Regions from separate parts of the Mus musculus genome. Here regions 2 and 3 are each linked to region 1. A link is a loop called in an ENCODE intact Hi-C map of the cell type or tissue named here. Cell type or tissue: left cerebral cortex. All regions are shown on one strand.

What was found. Peaks named below come from ENCODE experiments on the same cell type or tissue, not always from the same donor. Only the 100,000 strongest peaks of a DNase experiment are listed, where the experiment ranks them.
Region 2: a loop joins it to region 1, with 2.4 times the contacts of the local background. A loop is called at or near these places in 3 of 42 quality-filtered maps.
Region 3: a loop joins it to region 1, with 5 times the contacts of the local background. A loop is called at or near these places in 12 of 42 quality-filtered maps.

The regions. Positions count from the first base shown.
Region 1 is chr10:43,172,138-43,174,637 of GRCm38, reverse strand. Sobp (sine oculis binding protein) reads left to right here and starts at 108. Exons shown (of 7, transcript NM_175407.3): 1 at 108-662. The coding sequence starts at 567. In left cerebral cortex, a CTCF peak has its summit at 975; DNase peaks (open chromatin) are centred at 1,049, 1,348, 1,979, 2,321 and 2 more places; H3K4me3 peaks cover 2,500 bases; H3K27ac peaks cover 2,267 bases.
Region 2 is chr10:43,103,170-43,105,669 of GRCm38, reverse strand. All of the region lies in intron 4 of Sobp (sine oculis binding protein), which reads left to right. Among named protein-coding and RNA genes, the nearest start is that of Gm51799, 60 kb to the left of the region's middle. In left cerebral cortex, no CTCF peak of the experiment used is centred here; a DNase peak (open chromatin) is centred at 1,231.
Region 3 is chr10:43,018,819-43,021,318 of GRCm38, reverse strand. Sobp (sine oculis binding protein) reads left to right here. Exons shown (of 7, transcript NM_175407.3): 6 at 1-337. The coding sequence ends at 326. Among named protein-coding and RNA genes, the nearest start is that of Gm47815, 15 kb to the left of the region's middle. In left cerebral cortex, CTCF peaks have their summits at 1,297 and 1,496; DNase peaks (open chromatin) are centred at 196, 798 and 984; H3K4me3 peaks cover 347 bases; H3K27ac peaks cover 497 bases.

The DNA of each region.
Region 1 (2,500 bases):
TCCCCTCCCTCGGACCCCTCCCCGCTCAGTCCCTCCCTCCGCCCGCGGCTCGGCTCGCGGGAGGCGCTGGGCGCCGGGGCTGGCGCGCTCTCCCGGGCGCACACACAGATCCACGCACGCACGCCCAGAGCAGCTGTCTCCGCCGTGGCCGGCGCTCCTCTCGCCCATGCGGACAGACAGAGCTCAGGAAGATGGCTGACGACTCCTTCGGGCCCCGAGGATGCAGCCCGGCGGCGGCGGGAGCGGGAGCGGCGGCGGCGGCACCGGCAGCGGCGGCAGCAGGAGCGGCGGCGGCGACGGTAGGAGCGGCGGCGGCGGCATCCCCGAGACTCCCCGGGCTACCCTTCCCCGTGACGGCCACTGACGGTCTCCGCCGCTAGAAGAGACCCCGCTCCTCCCTCGCCTGTTCCACCCCCACCCCCAGCCCCGGACCCGCTAGCACCGCTACCTCCGCCAGCGTTGCCACCATCAGCACCACCTCCACCTCCGCCACCGCCACCGCCACCACCACCACCGCCGGCGGCGGCAGCAGCCATTTCATCTCCACAGAAACCAGACACAAAAACATGGCAGAAATGGAGAAAGAAGGGAGACCTCCGGAAAATAAAAGAAGCCGGAAACCCGCTCACCCTGTGAAGAGGGAGATCAACGAGGAGATGAAGGTATTTTCGGACTCGGAGGCCGGGGAGACCGAGCTCTTTATTCCGTCCGCTCCCTTCGGGCTGTTGTGTAGGCTGCGGGGGGGGGGGGGGGGGACAGGGGCGCGCTTGTCAGTTTCTGCTGGGTCCCTGGGACGCCTCAGCTCCCCCTCCAGGTGCAAAACCGAGGCCAACTCATGGGCTGCATCTCCGAAGTCTGCCAACCTCAGATTTGATGGGGGCGAGGGGGGGGGGATACTATTTAACCTCACAAACCCTAGACTGGTACAGATGTTGCCGGGCGAGGGCACTGAACCCCAGTGGCGAGTGAGCATGGTGCAGTGGCTTTCCTGATGGTCGGTGTAGTATTTCTCCCTTTTTCGGAAATGAATCTCCGGACCCCTCCAAAGTTAAGAGCTGCCGGACCGGGGCACCCGGGATACCTGGATTCCACCCCTCTTCCCGGTCCATCCCCAGGCTCGGTGATCCCGCTTTGCTCCAACTCGCCGGCTGCGGCGGTGTAGCTGTCAGTGGCGGAGGCTTGGGCCGGAGCGGCGCGGGTCAGGGACGCTGCAGCCAGCGGGCTCGCCTCGCCGTCCCCGGCCGCTCCTCTCTGCTTCTGCCCCGGGTCTCCCGCTCGCCTCTGCACGCCTCACTTTCCAGTTAGCAGACCCGGCAAGCCCGGCTGAAAGCCAGCTGTCTGAGGGGCGGCCTCCGCTGCCGCCTGCCCATTGTTCGCGAAGGCCAGCCCCGAGTCCTCTCTGCGAGGCCGGGCGCCCTGCCAGGCCAGCGGTGCTCCAGAGGTGGCGAGCGCAGCCTCCTGGCGCTCCAGCTGTTCGCGTAGAAACCCAAGAACACGGCTCAGCCTGGACTCTTCTGTCACCCCCACTTCTTTATTTTCCTCAAAGTTGTGTGTTTTGCCTGGCGAGGATTTTATCTTGTGTGTGCATTATGAGTTTCTTGATTTGAAAAAGAAATCACTTTACGTACATAGATTTGTTTCTATGATATTAAAATATGTAAGGCTTGTTTTTCGCGTTTCTTGGCGTTCTCCACTTCTGTCTGCATGGAATCTTCAATACAGTCAGGTGACTTGGTCAGCTTTGGTTAAGTTTGTATTTGAAAGGCAAACTGGTTAAAATGGTATGGGACTAATTCACTGTTATTGCGGCTTGGGCATCTTCTTGGTTATAGCAAGCGTATTTGGTGAGGGTGCTGCGAGAAAGCCCACGTTTAGAAGGGGCAAACAGACACACATCTTAGGTGTTTGTGAAACTAGGTGTATGTTCCTAGCTTTGCCTCTCTCCCGGGAGTTTTACTTGTATTCCACGCTTTGGAAGTAGGGCTTTTATTTTGGGAGGAGGTGGTGGTGGTGAAGAATTTAGTGTCTGGAAGCAGGAGTTATCCGTCTGGGAAAGTTAGGAAGCTTTGCCTTGGAAATTAATACCATTCCCTGTAACAGAAACCACTATTGATTCTAATGATAGACAGTTTATAAAAGAAAAAGAAAAGAAAGAGATCTGTAAAAGTTGTTTTCTCTTCAAGAGGCAGAGTGTGTTCTGCAGTTCTGGCCCCTCCCTCCTGTCTTGCGTTTCTACATTACTTTTCCGTGTCGTTTTTAAATGGAGAGTGGGGGACGACCAGAGAAGGCCACCAGGCAACCACAGCTAGCTCTGGCCCTTTAAGATGCTGCCTAATGCCCTCTATATGGATGGCAGCTTTTAAGTTTCATAGGTTCTAGAATTACAAATTAGCTAATTTTAATCAAAACATGTGAAATGTTATCCCGGCTGGATATAAAGGCTGACTGTGCTCAATGCTTGGGGCTGGTGCTGTTGGCTTTGGCTGCAGGCACTCCGTGG
Region 2 (2,500 bases), 69 kb after region 1:
CTCCACACAGTCAAAGGTTATCTGTTTATCAAAGGGCCATCCTTCTGTACACCTCTGCCACCCCACCCCTCAACAAACTTACCTGGGAACATGCGATATGCACAGTGGTTGCAATTTCTATTAATCTCTGACACTTGCTAGAGACGCTCTCAATCATACCTGAGAGCCACGTGCCCAAACACAATTTGTAGGTATCCAATGGGTTAGTAGTATGGTTTCCACACATGTGTGAACCTGACTGGCAAGATGGCCTGAATTGATTATATATCTCCAATGCTTTAGTTTGTGCCTGAGAAATGTGGTACAACCTTGTCTGTAAGCCTTGACTCCAAGACAGGAGAGACATTCATGAAGAGAGGCCGCATGGAAGAAGCAGCCAGCTTGTACAGATGTTTCAACAGCTCTAGACACTGAGTTGGTTTGAACTTTCCCTCTTCCTGGGTGAAAGAACCTGGTCAGGTCTTGAAACAGATGTGTGCTTCTGGCAATTGTGAAAATCAGCTGGCTGATAAGAGAGAGCCATGTGGTCATTTAGAAAGCTGTGGCCCAGTGTATTATATAATAATTCTCAGAGGAAATTAATCGATATCATGTCATCATAGCACTAATAATAAGAATATCTATCCACTTGAATCACATTTTATCATTCATGAAACATTGCATTTGGTGTGTGCATCTTGTGTACATGACTTTGTTGGCTCACATGTCTCGTTTGTGAATGAAATAGATATCAATGAAAAGCTAAAACTGAGTTATGGAAAACATTTTTCCTATATTAGCATCTTTTTCTTTTGAAGTCAACAGAAGAATGAACACATAGAACTTTACGTGCATAAGTAAAATTATTGAACACTTCTGGGAGACAAAAATGTATCTCATCTATGTGCTTGAAGTAAATAGCTAATACGAAGTATTAGTGATTCTATAAACTGTAGAGTTAGTTTATACAAACAGAAATTTATTCCGTTACCTAGGAGTATAATTTTTCTCTATTAAAATTATGGAAGATGTAGCCATATAAAAATAGTTAACATATTGTTTTGAGAGTGGCAAAATGAAGCATACCAGGCTTGGTCAAAATAAGCCAAGCATTAAGAAAATTATCACAAAGTACTGTAGTGAGTGGATGCTGAGTACCAAGTGGGAGGTTAGAAGGAGGTTTGACTGTTCTTACACACTTGCTTAGTCATGTCTTTCATACCATGCATTGCCCAGAGCTGCCAGCTCTCTCGGCTCTGGCAATGGAGATGCTCGGAGGGGTGGGGCTGATGATGATGAGGGCAGCCACTCCCACATCCTCCCTTTATCGTCTCACCAAGGAGGGATGCAAAAGTGACTGCATAATTTATGGATTATTTCTCCTTTATTTCTGCCTCTATCCTCCATGTTCTATTGATGTATTGTATGGACACAGAAATGCAGAAATGTAAGCATTTTAGCCTTGGGATGTTGATTTACAAGATCAATTCTGACATCCTTCCATGGCTGGAACACTGTAAAAGACAGTCACACAGTTGACTTCTCCAAAGCCTGTGGTTCTAGGAAACAGTAGCTGCTGATACTGAGTTTTATCCCTTTCATTTGATCTTCCTGGCAAACCTTGGTCCCGAGGACTTACCGACACGCTCAGATTGTCAGAGAAATCAGCTCGAGATGAGTGACAATGAACTACTTTGGAAATGACTTTGTGTCTGTGTTTTCATAAAGATGGAGTTCCTTGGTAGCCAGGGGGCAGGGCGGCTTGCAGCTGCTGCCTCATAGCCTTCTCTTAAATCCTGCGAAGGAGGCAGGTACAATACATTAATAAATGAAATGGAATTAATAAGTAAAACTGCAGAAGGCCAGGGTTAGCCCTAGCATGCCAATTCACGACACTCTGGGGAGATAAAGAGAAAAATCAAAAGTTCCCTTGGCAATCGTAAAAATGAGCAAAGGGACCAAAGGGGGGAAAAAAGGAAGAAGAAGAAAAAAAAAAAACGGAGCATCATCTGATTGTCTTCAATCAATAGCTCCTCAGCAGCCTCCATTGCCCCATACGCTCAGCTGCTTTTGTTTTTGTAGCACATGGCTTTTACGGAATAGCATGTATTTTTATGGATACGTACTTTCCATTGTCTGTGTTTCTTATTATCATAAACTCCCAGAGCACAGCAGTTTTGTCTGTCTTGCGCACTGCTTCATCCCCAGTGTTTAAGGCTGTATCAACCACACAAGAGATTTTTGATAAGTATTCACTGAACGAATGAATTGAATTCATTTAAGGATAAATAGTCATTGAATGAATGATTAAACTCCGCTCAAAGTAAATGAGGAGCTGAATAAACTGGGTCTGGCGGTTTGAAATAAGAGGCATTAAAGGGAATGTTAATTTGCTTACCAAATTAGATTAGTTGAAGGCTTAAAGAAAGGAAAACGAAAACCTTAGGTGTTTCTTCCCTGTGAACACCATAGGATCTCTGGAATGTTCTCTGGCCTGATCACACTGAGGAGGCCCCAGAAG
Region 3 (2,500 bases), 150 kb after region 1:
ACGAGCTGGAGTCGGTCAAGGAGAACAACTGCGCTTCCAACTGCCACCTGGACGGGGAAGCGACCAAAAAACTGATGGGGGAGGAAGCCCTGGCGGGGGGCGACAAGTCGGACCCGAACCTCAATAACCCCGCGGACGAGGACCACGCCTATGCTCTGCGGATGCTGCCCAAGACCGGCTGCGTGATCCAGCCTGTGCCAAAACCCGCGGAGAAGGCTGCCATGACGCCGTGCGTCATCTCCTCGCCCATGCTCAGCGCTGGCCCTGAGGACCTGGAGCCTCCGCTCAAAAGGAGGTGCCTCCGAATTAGAAACCAGAATAAGTAAAAAAATAAAAGGTTTGTATGTCCACCTGGGCGTTCCTCCAAGAGACAGCGCCCCTCACCTTGCTTGTTAGAGGCGGAGGTGAGATGCAGCCATCGTGTCACTTACCGCTTTCTCTGAGCACTCTGGGTGGCCAGGTACCATCAACGTTTTGATCCAATACCTATGACAGCTGGCAATGCTATTTAGTACACCATTAGCAGTTTACAGCCGAGAGACAGTTAAGAGCCAAGATCACTCAAGCCCTTGAACCTGAGTTGAAAGCACACTCTGTTTTGTGACACACTATTTTCTTCTTTTCGGGTTCATACCTAATTTATCCAACTGGAAAAGGAGGCATGGGAGGGACGATTACTTGAGGAATCTTACTGTTCAGTTAGGAGGTTGCAGAGCAGTATTGAAATGTCTGGGTAACCCATCAGTGGGCGAGCACCTAGAGCTGGTAGTCCATTTGGCAGATGACTCTTACTCTAGCTTCTCAAGATAACCATATCTGTGGGCTAAAATGAAAAACTAGCCTTACGGCCAACCTACCACGCCCCCCTTTCGGGTACTCAGTGGCTGAGCTGGTGAGTCTCACTTCTACGTGTAGACCTTAATGAAGTGGCAGGCATGTCTCTGTACCCTATGACTGCTGTACCCTACTTAATATCCAGTGAGCCAACAGTTCTGTGAGATGGCGGGGACCACACATGAACCACTGTAGCGACTCTTGCCAATCCTAGTGGAGTAGGCGTCCGGTAGCATACTACCAAGAAGGAAGCTGTGACTTGGAAATATTTGCTCAGTCAGAGCTTGTCGGTGGCGGACCCGGTGTTGACTTCAGGCCTGTCCATTCAATCGCAGAGGGTGAGCTCTCCCATCTATCCAAGCAGGCAACAAGCCAAAACATTGGTTTGTTATAATAAACATTGTTTATTAACCGATTACAGAAAGAAGAGAAATGGGTGTTCCTCCAGCATTTAACTTAGACACTGCTCCTTCCCTGGGCTGGGGACACACAGAAGAATGTGCAAAGTAGGTTGACTACGTCCTATGGTGGGGGGGGGGGACGAGGCCTGGGGGAGGGGAGGAGGACGAGTATCTTCACAGGGTATGCAGGCTCTTCTGGGTGTTTCCCCATAATATTTCTTTGGAGCTATCTCCAAAGAAACAGCTAGCTATCTTCATCCTCCTAGTGGAGAAATAGGATTGGGGAATTTGTCCAAGATTATCTAACTTGTGGGCAGAGTTTCGATTCAAATCCAAGTTGTGGAAGTCCAAAGCTTAATTTCCTTTTGAGCACCGTAGGAGAATCGTCTCACTAGTCCCTCTGTCACCACATTTACAAAAGGTCTCTTATCACCTTGAGGCAAAGTTTATAAAGCACAGCAATGAGCCTCCACTTACCAACTCGCCCGGTGTACACGATCCGAGCCCACCAACCTCTTGCTTTCATGGTGGGAACGTGAGCACTTGGCTTACAGCCAGAGTGGAAGCCCTGAACCAGAGCTAATGGCTAGTGTGAGAATCGTTTCTTGGCCACCATGGTTTGAGGTCTCCTTTCCTGCTGGTGGCTTTGCCAGTGGGGCCAGAACACCAGAGATGAGGCCACTCTTCTTTCCTCCTTTAGCCTACGATGCCTTCAGTCTGAAGGCAGTGGTCTTGGCCTTCTGGAAAGCATGCCAACTGAAAACACCCCAGATAATTTAATCTGCTTGACAATGCTTTGAGTGACCCCCCCAAAAGTGAGAACCTTTAGAAAGCACTGGGACTTGTCACTCACACACACACACACACACACACACACACACACACACTCAAGGAAGAATGGGAGGGTAAAAGATCTCATTGCCATTACTGTGCTAAGAGACCAGGACAGGAACAGTGACAGTCCCTATAAGTGTCTAAAGTATCTATTAAAAGCATAAGGTGTATGGATGGCTGTTTGGGTGACCTGTGCTTCTGAAAAAGTCATCCATCGGACAAGGGTAGTTTCCGTGGGTCAGCGTCACTACTAAAAATGTTAACTTGGCAATAGCCAAGTCTAGAAGATGCTGGTACCAAATAGCCTAATTCTTGTGATTGGAGAGTCCTTTTTATTGTGAGTTTCTCAAGAAATTATAGTTCTTTTTGAAAATCAGGCAAGGGTTTTGAGGGCTGCCGAGAGGAGGCAAGGCAAGGAATTTAAGGAGGGG